2 separate regions of the Homo sapiens genome follow, and region 2 is linked to region 1. A link is a contact called in ENCODE Hi-C or POLR2A ChIA-PET data. All regions are on one chromosome and are shown on one strand. The core of a region is the stretch at or near the end of the contact, and the rest is flanking DNA. Distances in the headings are between cores, read along the strand shown.

Region 1 (5,427 bases), core at 1-2,500:
GCACCCCGTCCGCACCCCGCCCCTGCAGCCGCCTGGTCTCCCCGCCTCCCCTCCTCCCTGCAGGTTTGCGTGGCTGAGGCTCCCACCTCCTGACCTCGGGGGCCGAGAGCTTTGCGAGCTGACCCCGCTTCCTTCTGGCTTTGCAGAACTTGGACCACGGGAAGGCCTGGGGCATCCTGACCTTCAAAGGTAAGGCTCGGGAGAGCGGGTGCCCGGCAGTTCGATGCCGACCGCCGACGGCACAGCAAGTGTGTGCAGACGCCTCTTTTTCTTCATCAGGGAAGACTGAGAGCGAGGCGCGGGAGATCGAACACGTCATGTACCATGACTGGCGGCTGGTGCCCAAGCACGAGGAGGAGGCCTTCACCGCGTTCACGCCGGCGCCGGAAGACAGCCTGGCCTCCGTGCCGTACCCGCCTCTCCTCCGGGCCATGATTATCGCAGAACGACAGAAAAATGGAGACACAAGCACCGAGGAGCCCATGCTGAATGTGCAGAGGATACGCATGGAACCCTGGGATTACCCTGCAAAACAGGAAGACAAAGGAAGGGCCAAGGGCACCCCCGTCTAGAATGCCAGAACCAGCGGGTGGCCTTAGGGGCTGTGAGGCAGTGGGGACCTTATTGATGAAAGAAACCGTCTTTGCGTTACACCCGAGTCTGCCTCTCGGAGCAGGGAGCTCACCTTCCGCGACGTGTTCTGAGGGTCTGCATCTTAGGGGGGAGGGCTGGGGCAAATCGCCACCTGTGCCTTTCCTCTGGCCCTGCTGCCCCCACACCCAACTCCGAGGGCCCACGCTGGGGAAAGCGGGAAGCGCTCGCTCCCTTTCCCCCATTAGTGCTCTCTCTGCCTGGATCCCGGCAGAAGCTATGAAAGGGAATAAAGAGAAAAGAAGTACCCAGGGTCGTGGTGTCTTTGCGCTCTGTCTTTAGGACCGGGGAGAGAAGGGCTGACGCTGTGGTCGTGGCCCTGGCCGGGGGGGCGCGGGGGGGGCGGGGTTCGGGCGGTGCGGAGCAGGGCGCCGCGTGGGTGGAACCACCTGGGCGGGTTGTGGGGGATACAGTTAGTGTCCGAGCTGCTGGAGGAGACTTGGCCTCCGCAGCTGCCCTCCGGCCCCCCACGGCTGCCGGGTTCCGGGGTGCAAGTGAAGCAGCCTCCCCGCGGAGGCCGCAGCGCCCCGACCAGGCCTCTTTAAGCGCAGGCCCCGCCCCGGGCGCCACCGCCCCGCCCCGCGGATCCCGCTCCCGCACCGCCATCATGATCTGCCTGGTGCTGACCATCTTCGCTAACCTCTTCCCCGCGGGTGAGCCGCGCGGCGCGGGCCGGGGGCGGGTGGCCGGTGCTGGGCCGGCCTGACGGCCCGTCCCCGCCTGCCCCGCAGCCTGCACCGGCGCACACGAACGCACCTTCCTGGCCGTGAAGCCGGACGGCGTGCAGCGGCGGCTGGTGGGCGAGATTGTGCGGCGCTTCGAGAGGAAGGGCTTCAAGTTGGTGGCGCTGAAGCTGGTGCAGGTGGGGGCGCGGTGAGCGAGCGGGGGCGCGGTGTGGGGGGAAGGGGAGCGGGGACCTGGGGACGCCTAGGTGCCGGGTGCGGGCGCAGGCGGCCTGACCCTTCCGCAGGCCTCCGAGGAGCTGCTGCGTGAGCACTACGCCGAGCTGCGTGAACGCCCGTTCTACGGCCGCCTTGTCAAGTATATGGCCTCCGGGCCGGTGGTGGCCATGGTGAGTATCCGGGAAGCGGGCGGGCGGCTCCGGGACCCCCACCCCCGCGTGATACCGCGCCCGTTCCTCCGCACAGGTATGGCAGGGGCTGGACGTGGTGCGCACCTCGCGGGCGCTCATCGGAGCCACGAACCCGGCCGACGCCCCGCCCGGCACCATCCGCGGGGATTTCTGCATCGAGGTTGGCAAGTAAGGCCCGCCCCGGGGACGGTCCCAGCCCCGTCCGGCCTCCCCCTGTTCAGCCTGCGTGGTACCCGTGCCGGAGGTCTCTTTCCCACGCTCACACGCGCCTCTTCCGCGCAGGAACCTGATTCACGGCAGCGACTCGGTGGAGAGTGCCCGCCGCGAGATCGCTCTCTGGTTCCGCGCAGACGAGCTCCTCTGCTGGGAGGACAGCGCTGGGCACTGGCTGTATGAGTAGCCCGGCAGATGCGCGTCACAGAGGCTCTCACACTCCAGCCTCCTCCAGGGCCCAGGTGGGCGGGCTTCTGGCCCCACCCCACAGCGCTTGGAGCATCCCTTTGGACGGGCTGCTGAACATCCACCTGTCTGGACGTTGCATGGAGGGTGGCGCAGGCCTCTCCAATCCCTGGCGTACAGGGTTTCCTGCCCGAGGAGCTGCTCCAGGAGCCTGCGCGGCTCGCCTGGAAACGTGCCAGGACACTGTCCTGGTGCCCAGCCCAACGTGGTCCAACGTTTTTTTATAATAAAGTCCTCGTTTTCGTTTCGATTTGGGCCCAGGAACAGGCAGCTACGACGTTAAGACATTTATTACATACAGAGCAGATATGTGGGTTTGCTTGCAGGGCCAAAGCCTGAGGAGAATCGTCACCCCTCCCCCAGCCGCCCCACTGCTCAGCCCGGAGTCACTTCGAGATCCTGGGGGAACAGACGAGGGAGCGGACATACATCACAGTGGAGGTGGCAGGGTGGTGGGGAGAAGCCGGCAGCGCAGCGGCTGCAGCCCTCGGTGGCCAGCGGGGCTTGTGGGGCAGCTCCCCAAGATCTGTGCTTCTCTGGTTGGGGGTGGGTGCGGGGGCTGGGCTGCCCTCATAAGGGCCTCCCAGACAGGAGTGCAGTGGGCCTGGAAGGTAGGAATAGGCCAGAGAGGCCCAGCTGGGCAGGGAGAGCAGTCCAGGGTGGCGTCTGCCCTCTGCGGGCTTGGAGTCGGCTGGGGGCGGCTCCATCCTCAGCCCCACGGGCCTCTGCTTGGTGGCCTCTCTGTTGCTCCCTGGAAGCAGGCCACAGCGGGCAACCCTAGGCACTTAGTAGCGTGTCTGGGAGCTGGGCTCCGTGGAGCCCCGTGCAGGAGGCAGGCCCCGGGAGCACATCATCCCCCATCAACCTGAGGCTGAGCCTGTGTCCTAGGACTGATCCCGGAGAGGCCAGGGGCCTCCCCTTCTTCCTGAGGCCTGGGCCTGCCCTGGCAGCCTGAGAAATCCCACCCTGGGGGCTTCTGGGAGGGACAGGACTCCAGGGCCCACTCCTCCAAGGTGAGTCTTCTGCCCAGGCAGAGCCTGGGGGGACACGGGTCAGAACGGGGCTGGCAAGAGCCTGCCTGCATGGGCAGGATGGGGTAGCAGTCTCTGTTCTCAAGCAGCTGCCCCAGGGAGCCGGGCCTCGTGCTTTTATGCCAGCTCCCTGGGCAGGGGACAGCTGGGGTGGGGACAGACAGGATAGAGGCTTGACGACGGGGAGGCCCCAGAGAAGGCCGGCTGGGGTGCAGGCACCTGGGCAGCCTGAGGCCCACCTCCCTGGGCAAAGGCTAGTGCCTGGCCCAGCTCCCCTAGGCAGAGTGAGGGCCCAGGAGGCAGGGTGGCCCCATGAGCAGCATGCAGAGGTGGGCCCAGGGCAGGCAGCCTCGGCGGCGGGGAGCCCCTGCCTCCTCCAGGGGTGCTGGGGAGTAGGAGGCCCAGGGTAGAGCCAGGACCACCTCGGATTCTGCCTGCGCTGGGCCCAAGGTGCCCTGGACTTGAGGACTCTGGGCTGGAAGCTGGCCAGGAGCTGCCCGGGAAACTGTCCCGAGAGCATCTTCCCCTCGGGTGGAAGTTCCCCTCCCCTCCTCCTCCCAGCTGATCCGCATCCCCGCACTCCCTGCCCGCTGGAGGGGCCAGACTCAGGTGAAAGCTGCAGGTTGAGAGGTTAGAAGAGGGGCGGCGGCGCCTGGCTGGCTACCCCGCGGGCCGGGCGGGGGTCAGGTGGTCGGGGGTCCTATGTACAGGTCGGGCCAGGCAGGGCAGCAGCTTCACTCGGGGGTGTAGGACACCTGCCACACGATGATGTGACTGCGCTCTGCCTTGGACAGCACGGGCTTCACCTGGCTCATGTCCCCTGCGCCCTCCTCCGTCTCGTCGTCCTCTCCGTCTCCTGCGGGCAAAGCAGCAGAGTGACGGCCAGGCTCCCCCCGCGCCCAACCTCAGCCCTGTCCCTGGGCCCCGCTCACCAATGCGGAAGTCGATGTAGCCCTCCCCGCCGCTCAGCACCAGCACGTTCCGCAGCTTCTGGCCCTCGACCTCCGAGGCAGGGGCAGCTGGCCCAGGGCCCTCGGCTGGGCTGTCCAGCACACTCCCATTCAGGGTGGCCAGCACGTTCCCTGGGATGGCAGAAGCGATTCAGGACAGCGGCCTCCTGGGGGAGGCGGCGGCCACTGGCATGCAGGGGATGTGGATGGCAGGAGGGGCCCAGCCTCACCTGGCACCGAGACAAAGAACTTCACGGCATCGCGGTGCCCATGGAAGCATAGCTGGGCCTGGGCCATGGAGCAGTAGGGGATGAAGCTGCTGGCCGCCCTGTCACTGCTGTCATCGCCATACACGTGGATGATGCCCCCGGGACGGGCGCCCTCCCCAGAGGTGGGGGATGTCTTATTGGCTGCAGGGAGAGAACCCAGAGGCGCTGAGCCCGCATACAGGTGGAGAGTGGGAGAGGCTCCCGTGAGGGGACACGAGGTGGCTGGGCTTACCTCGGAGCCCCAGGAGCTGGCCTCGGTGCAGGACCACAGCTGGGGACATGGGAGGAGCATGGGAGAAGAGGAGAGCGGTCAGCGTAGGGGCAGCAAGGCACCCTCCAAGGTGGCCCTGCAGAGCCACCCCGTGAACCCACGTACACCTCTGGCAGCACCACTGCCCCTGCAGGTGTGCAGGCCACTCACTCTCTGTCAGGGGGATGGAGATGACCACTCCGTTGCCGGTGCCCACCCAGAGCCGGCTGCCCGCGACAAGCAGGGCCGTGATGCGTACGAAGGAGAAACCCAGCTTGCCAGTGCCTGTGGGGGAGAGCGGTCAGGGTGGCTGGCCTTGAGCACCCCACCACCCCATCTGGCGTGGCCCCTCACCTAGCATCTTGCTGACGTAGGGCTCAATGTCCACGTCCTGTAGATGCTGGTGCGTGTGTGCATGGTAGAGCCTCAGGGTGGAGTCCAGGCGGATGGACACCCATACGCCATCGCCGATCCACGCCAGCTGCCGCACCTGGCTCTCCCGCCGCGGGTGGGCGTCAAATGACTTCTGTGGAGTCATGGCTGCCCATCAACAGGGCTGGGGAGAGGAGAGGAAGTGGGGAGCCCCAAACCTGCCACAGCTCCAGGGCCACCTGCAGTCCCCTCAGACCTCCCAGCCAGCGCCTGCTTTGCGCCTGTTCGAGCCTGAGTCATAGGTGGTACAGGGGAGATGGGACCCACGTAGGGCCTCGTGGACTTCCGTATG
Region 2 (6,002 bases), core at 1-2,500, 550 kb after region 1:
CGTGTGGAGCACTCTGCGGGGAGTGGCGTGCTGGGGCACAGGCAGAAAGACGGGGTCCCCAGTGCTGCAGGTGAATTGAGTTGGGACAGGTGAGGGCCCTGAAGTCCCCACCTGTGGGGACCTGGGGACAGCCCTAGAGGTCAGGACTAGAGGACCTGGTTCCATGAAGACCCTGCCCCTCAGGCTCCCTCCCCACTGGGTGACATCGCCCTGTTAGGGGCACCCTGGGCCGGGGACTCGTGGCTCAGACCCCGCTCCCTTGTGTGGGGTGGGACTGTCCTGCCTCCCCTGAGGCGCCCCCTCCAGGTGTGCGGCTGCCGTGAGGGAGGAGGGTGCCCGGCCGTGGGTGCACTGCTGGCCCCGCATGCTGGTGTTGTCCTTATTGGTCACCAGGAAAAACACTGAACCTCCAGTTCTGAGCCTTGGCTACCCCACGTGCTGGCGTGCAGGCGGCCACGTCTGTGCCTGGGAGGCCACATCCTGGTGGGTGGTCAGGCAACTCCCCCCAACCCGTGGCTGAGTTTCCCCACATCAAAGAGGGGATCCCTGACCTAGAAGGTCTCAGCTGGACCCTCCAGCCTGGCCTGTGATTTGGATCTGGGGAGGGCGGCAGGAAAGTCCCGGGCGCTGCCCAGGGCCCCTAATCAGCTGAGTCATCAGGCTGGGGCAGCCAGGACGGTTAGGAAGGGCCAACCCAGGCTGGGCCGTGAAGTGGTGCCCATCTGATCTGCCGCACGAGCACAGGACCTGCTGCCGGACGTGGGGACAGGGACTTCTCAAAGAGTGGTTGTCACGAGGGCCTGAGCTGTCTCCAAAGGGCTGCTGGGCCTTGAGTTGGGACCCTCCTGAAGAACCCCCAGGACTGGGCTCCCAGAGGATGAAGGAGAGGGGGTGGCGTGCCCCGAGGGAACCAGGGAGTAATTTTTGGAGGGGGCGGCACTCAGAGGAACACTCACCCCTCCCTCAGCCCTGGCCCCGGAGCAGAGACAAGGTGAGAAGTACTTTTGCCTTCTGTCCTTCCCCGCTTTCCCTTGACGGAGCCGGCCACTTGGTGCCAGGGCTGTGGCGTCCACACAGGGATAAATGGAGGTGACGACCCTTCTCTGAGGTGCAGAAGGAACAGGTGGGGCCGTCTGTGGAGCTCCGGCCTCCTCCTCCGTCCTCCCGCCCTGCCTGACAGCAGGTGTGTGGCCACCCCTATCCCCCACGCCCAGCAGGTCCAAGGGTCAGGCTGGCCCTCCTTCTCCCTACAGTGGGCAGACACCATGGCCCTTGGGGCCTGTGGCCTCCTGCTGCTCCTGGCTGTGCCCGGTGGGTGACCTGGCCTGGGTGTGGGGATGGGGGGGCATCTGCTTCCTGCCTGGACCCCTGATGGGGGTGAAACTGGGGGCTGGTCTGAGACGGAGAAACATGCTGAGTCCCCACCCTGTGGGGCCCCGTGTCTCCTCTGAAGAGACTGCACCCCTGGCTGGAGGCCCAGCTGTCCGTGCTGGGGAGAGGCAGGAGGGATGTGCGGGTGGGAGTTGGGGGTGCAGGAGTTGGCAGGGCGGGTGGTAGTTGGGGGTGCGGGTGGGAGTTGGGGGTGCCAGGAGTCCCAGGCCCTAGAACACTGGTGATTTCTTTCCTGAGCAGGACCTGGAGGGCGGGGAGGAGGCCCAGGCCTGAGGCCAAGCTCCCGGCCTCCAGCTGCCGTTTATGGCCTGTGGCTTGTCCCACCCAGCCCTGGGCCAGTGAGACAGCAGTTGACCCAGCCTCACCAGGCCGGGCCCCTCTGCTCAGGACCAGGCCCCACCCCAGTGCCGCCCTGAGGCCTGGCAGGGGCCTCTGGAGCCCGCACACCCCTCTCCTTGGCAGCCCCCTCCATCCTGGGCCCTTCGTCTTTCCCACAGGTGTGTCCCTCAGGACTTTGCAGCCAGGTACGTCTCTGACAGGTGTGGGGTGTGGGGGAGGGTGCAGGCAAGGCCTGGCAGGAGGGCCTCGGTGACCCTCTCCTTCCCTGGGGTCCCAATGGGGGCCCGGGGAGGTCATAGTTTGTCGCCGTGGTTTCTGCTCGCATCTCTCGGTTGAGTGGGGCTGGTCGGGGTGTGCTGCAGGGCTGTCTCCCCCACCACCACTGTAGTCAGTCTGTACCTTGGGAGATGCTCTGAGGCCATGAAACAACCTGGCCCTCCTCGAACTTTCTCCCCACAGCGTCCCCACCGTGGCCCTGGAACCAGCTGGGGGCTTTGCCGTGTGGGAGAGCCGGTGCCCCACCCCACACCCGCTGCCTATCTATAAACATCTCTGTCTGTCTACATCCCAGCTTCCCTTCCATTCAGCCCAGTGGCCACACTCCATCACCAGCACAATTATCCAGCTCAGGCAGACCCAGGTGTGGCCAGTGGGTCTCCAGCTGACTTCCTCTTAATTTCTTCTTAACTTACTGAGGTGAAGTTTACAGAAGATAAAGTTACATTATCAAGCGTCCAATTCAGAGGCCCCGAGCACCTTGGACAGTGCTGTCTGCCCCCCGCCCCCCGAATTTTATCCAGCTTCGAATATCTCCACCACCCCTGAAGGAAAACCGGGGCCCACTAGGCAGCCACCCCCAGCACCCCGGGCCTTCTCGGGGGCTCCACCGTTCTGAGCCCCTTTCTAGCCGCCTAGGGGCCCTCTGCAGCCTTTCCACCGCCTCCGGGAGCCCTGGTTAGTTTGTGGAGCATGGTGCTTAGAAAGGACGACCTGAGCCCCAGGCGCGCTCACTGCTCCTGAGACGTCATTTCTGCTGCACCCACGATGCTTCTGGGGAGAGTCTGGCAGACGAGAGAGCTGAAGAGCAAAGTCCCCAAGAAGGCAGGGAGGTGTGGTCAGGGAAGGCTTCATGGAGGAAGTGCAGTGGGTTTCTTGGGATCCCCACCAGGCACCCCTTCCTCCTTCGACTTAGGGTGTGGCCGGCCGCAGGTTTCGGATGCAGGCGGCCGGATCGTGGGGGGTCACGCTGCCCCGGCCGGCGCATGGCCATGGCAGGCCAGCCTCCGCCTGCGGAGGGTGCACGTGTGCGGCGGGTCACTGCTCAGCCCCCAGTGGGTGCTCACAGCTGCCCACTGCTTCTCCGGGTGAGTGTCCGGGTGGGCAGGGGCAGTCTCAATGTCCAGGCCCCAGTGGGGCATGCGCCAGCGCAGAGGCCTCCACTTGGTCTTGACTCACTCCGAGGCTTGGGAACTCTGAGCCTACTTCCTTCCAATGGAAAGGGAGGAGCTGGTTGCCCACCTTCTGTGAGGTTCTGCAGCTCTTTGCTCACCTCTAGGGATGGACAGCTCCCTCCCTCCTTCCCTCCCCTCGGTCTCTTCACGTGGAGCTGAGCTTGCAATCTGCCTCCTGACCAGCCCCTGCTGGTGTCGGGCATGCTGCTGGCTTTTCCAGGGGCTGGCAGGAACCCCAAGGTGCTGCCGTGGTCCTTGGGCCCTGCAGGGTGAGGCCACTGCCCAGGCTTTCTGCGTCCCAAGCCTAGGAGGGAAGAGCTGGGCTTCGGATGCCTGCAAGGGTAGGGTCTGGGCGGGGCCGACACTGACCTCCAGCCTCCGCAGCTGGCCCCTCTCACCCAGCCACCTTCCCTCCCAGGTCCCTGAACTCATCCGACTACCAGGTGCACCTGGGGGAACTGGAGATCACTCTGTCTCCCCACTTCTCCACCGTGAGGCAGATCATCCTGCACTCCAGCCCCTCAGGACAGCCGGGGACCAGCGGGGACATCGCCCTGGTGGAGCTCAGTGTCCCCGTGACCCTCTCCAGCCGGATCCTGCCCGTCTGCCTCCCGGAGGCCTCAGATGACTTCTGCCCTGGGATCCGGTGCTGGGTGACCGGCTGGGGCTATACGCGGGAGGGAGGTGAGGAGCCCCCGTGGGGATGCTGGGATGGAGGAAGGCAAGGGCGGCAGGAAGAGAGCTGGCTTGAGGGATGCTGATGCTACCACCTGCTCCTGGTGGCTTCCACACCCAGCCAAGGCCGCCCCTATCGGCTGTCCCTTTTCAAAGCCTGTCGTGTGGATCCAAAGCAGCAGCCAAACGTCAGATCACAACCCACGTGCCGTGACGAGGGTCGTGGTGGCATGGGACTTGTGTCTGGCAAGGTCTCCCATCCCCCCAGTGCAGGGCCTGGTGCCCCAACCTTCTCTGAAGCCTGTTCCCCCCACCCCAGAGCCTCTGCCACCCCCGTACAGCCTGCGGGAGGTGAAAGTCTCCGTGGTGGACACAGAGACCTGCCGCCGGGACTATCCCGGCCCCGGGGGCAGCATCCTTCAGCCCGACATGCTGTGTGCCCGGGGCCCCGGGGATGCCTGCCAGGTGAGCCTGCCAGGCCGTGACAGAGGATGGGGGCGGCTGAAGCCCAGGGAGGGGCTCCCCATCTTCTCGGCTCCCAATGCTCGCCTTCTCTGTCCTCAGGACGACTCCGGGGGGCCTCTGGTCTGCCAGGTGAACGGTGCCTGGGTGCAGGCTGGCACTGTGAGCTGGGGTGAGGGCTGCGGCCGCCCCAACAGGCCGGGAGTCTACACTCGTGTCCCTGCCTACGTGAACTGGATCCGCCGCCACATCACAGCATCAGGGGGCTCAGAGTCTGGGTACCCCAGGCTCCCCCTCCTGGCTGGCTTCTTCCTCCCCGGCCTCTTCCTTCTGCTAGTCTCCTGTGTCCTGCTGGCCAAGTGCCTGCTGCACCCATCTGCGGATGGTACTCCCTTCCCCGCCCCTGACTGATGGCAGGAATCCAAGTGCATTTCTTAAATAAGTTACTATTTATTCCGCTCCGCCCCCTCCCTCTCCCTTGAGAAGCTGAGTCTTCTGCATCAGATTATTGCAACATTTAACCTGAATTTAAAAGCACACGAAACAAAGGTGTCAATGGGAATCTCGCGGCCAACGCCCCCAGATGTAGGGGAGGCCTGATTCGCATCGGGGCCGGGCGCGTTACTCCATGGGGTCGGCCCCTTAGTGAGGTGTCACCTCTCCCAGAGTCACAGGACGCTTCTGGGAAGGCCCGAGCGGAACGGAAAGGGTGGTGGCTGGAAGGGGAGGGTGGTGAGGGCGTGACAGGCGGACAAGAACTCAGACTGTGAGTGAAGGTGACATTGGGCCGCGGTGGCTGCAACCTGCCGCCGGCAAGGGCACAGGGCCCCCAGCGAGTGTCCTGTAACAACGCGGGGCCTGAAAGGACGCAACCTGGTACCTTCCCCTCTCTGGCGGGTGCCCGGTCTTCGTCCCACAGACGCGGCTTCTCTCCTGACGGGAGGCTGACCCAGTTGCCCGCACAGCCTCGGCTGGTAGCAAAACTCGGAGAAACCCGAACCAGAACGGACGGAGGCTCGTGGGGCCCGGCAGCTACTCCTGCTTCGCTGGGCAGAGAACCAGGGCCTGGGCCGTCATCCTCCCCGGGCCTTTCTGCTCACGACGGGACCCAAGTCAGGGTCCATGCAGGGTTCTGCCTGGGCCTCCACCCCAGCGGGGCCCCCAGACCCCAGGGCCAAAGCCGTGGGCGGCACCAAGCCCCGAGCTACACGGGGTCATCTGCACCACCCCCTGGGGCAGGGGTGGCTGAGGGGGACCCTGGTTTCTCCAGAGGACACTGGGGGACTGTGAGGTACAGCCCCCGCCTCTTCTCTGGGGGGTCACCGACGGGCATGGGAGGCTCTGATTCTGGGGGTTCCAGGGGCACTATGGCCCCTGAAGAGGAAGCTCTGGATTCTGGGGTCACACTGTGGCTACCGTCCAAGAAAGGGTCTCCACTGGGGACCCCGAGGTCCAGCGGCTCAAAGGCAAAGCTGGGGACGGTCAGGTGCTCAGCCCGGCAGGAGGCCTGGCCCCAGCGCTCCCCCTTGGCTGCAGGGTCCCCCCCGGCGCCTGAGCCCTCTGTGGGCTCCAGGGAGTCCCTGTGAGGCGTGGCCTCACAGGACGGGGTCCTGCGCCTCAGTGTGGTGCTGCCGCCCTCTGCCGCGGAGGGCCGCGCAGAGCCCTCGTCCTCCGCAGGGGGTT

What was found. A loop is a pair of places that touch in the nucleus more often than their neighbours do. ChIA-PET counts read pairs that join two places held with the same protein, here RNA polymerase II (POLR2A). Pooled maps may share reads with other maps.
Region 2: a loop to region 1 is called in a pooled map of ovary, with 2.1 times the contacts of the local background. The contact joins the promoter of TPSG1 here to the promoter of NME3 in region 1. A Hi-C loop is called at or near these places in 1 of 168 maps with a recorded cell type or tissue (prostate gland) and 2 of 50 pooled maps. POLR2A ChIA-PET finds 5 or more read pairs at or near these places in 1 of 52 experiments (activated CD4-positive, alpha-beta T cell).

What each region holds. Positions count from the first base shown.
Region 1 is chr16:1,767,366-1,772,792 of GRCh38, reverse strand. NME3 (NME/NM23 nucleoside diphosphate kinase 3) reads left to right here and starts at 1,250. Exons shown (of 5, transcript NM_002513.3): 1 at 1,250-1,304; 2 at 1,383-1,513; 3 at 1,622-1,723; 4 at 1,800-1,912; 5 at 2,027-2,473. The coding sequence starts at 1,259. The coding sequence ends at 2,144. MAPK8IP3 (mitogen-activated protein kinase 8 interacting protein 3) reads right to left here. Exons shown (of 32, transcript NM_001318852.2): 27 at 5,058-5,229; 28 at 4,875-4,988; 29 at 4,686-4,724; 30 at 4,415-4,594; 31 at 4,167-4,316; 32 at 2,442-4,090. The coding sequence ends at 3,969. It overlaps MRPS34 (mitochondrial ribosomal protein S34), which reads left to right. Exons shown (of 3, transcript NM_023936.2): 2 at 147-189; 3 at 280-898. The coding sequence ends at 572. RefSeq lists silencers at 1-44, 915-1,504, 1,815-2,014 and enhancers at 525-614, 4,125-4,174.
Region 2 is chr16:1,220,516-1,226,517 of GRCh38, reverse strand. It overlaps TPSG1 (tryptase gamma 1), which reads left to right and starts at 1,250. Exons shown (of 6, transcript NM_012467.4): 1 at 1,250-1,311; 2 at 1,890-1,916; 3 at 2,924-3,095; 4 at 3,601-3,866; 5 at 4,177-4,322; 6 at 4,422-4,867. The coding sequence starts at 1,266. The coding sequence ends at 4,730. It overlaps LOC124903621, which reads right to left and starts at 1,267. Exons shown (of 2, transcript XM_047434997.1): 1 at 957-1,267; 2 at 1-64. The coding sequence starts at 1,267. It overlaps CACNA1H (calcium voltage-gated channel subunit alpha1 H), which reads right to left. Exons shown (of 35, transcript NM_021098.3): 35 at 4,750-6,002. The coding sequence ends at 5,524. RefSeq lists a silencer at 2,212-2,398.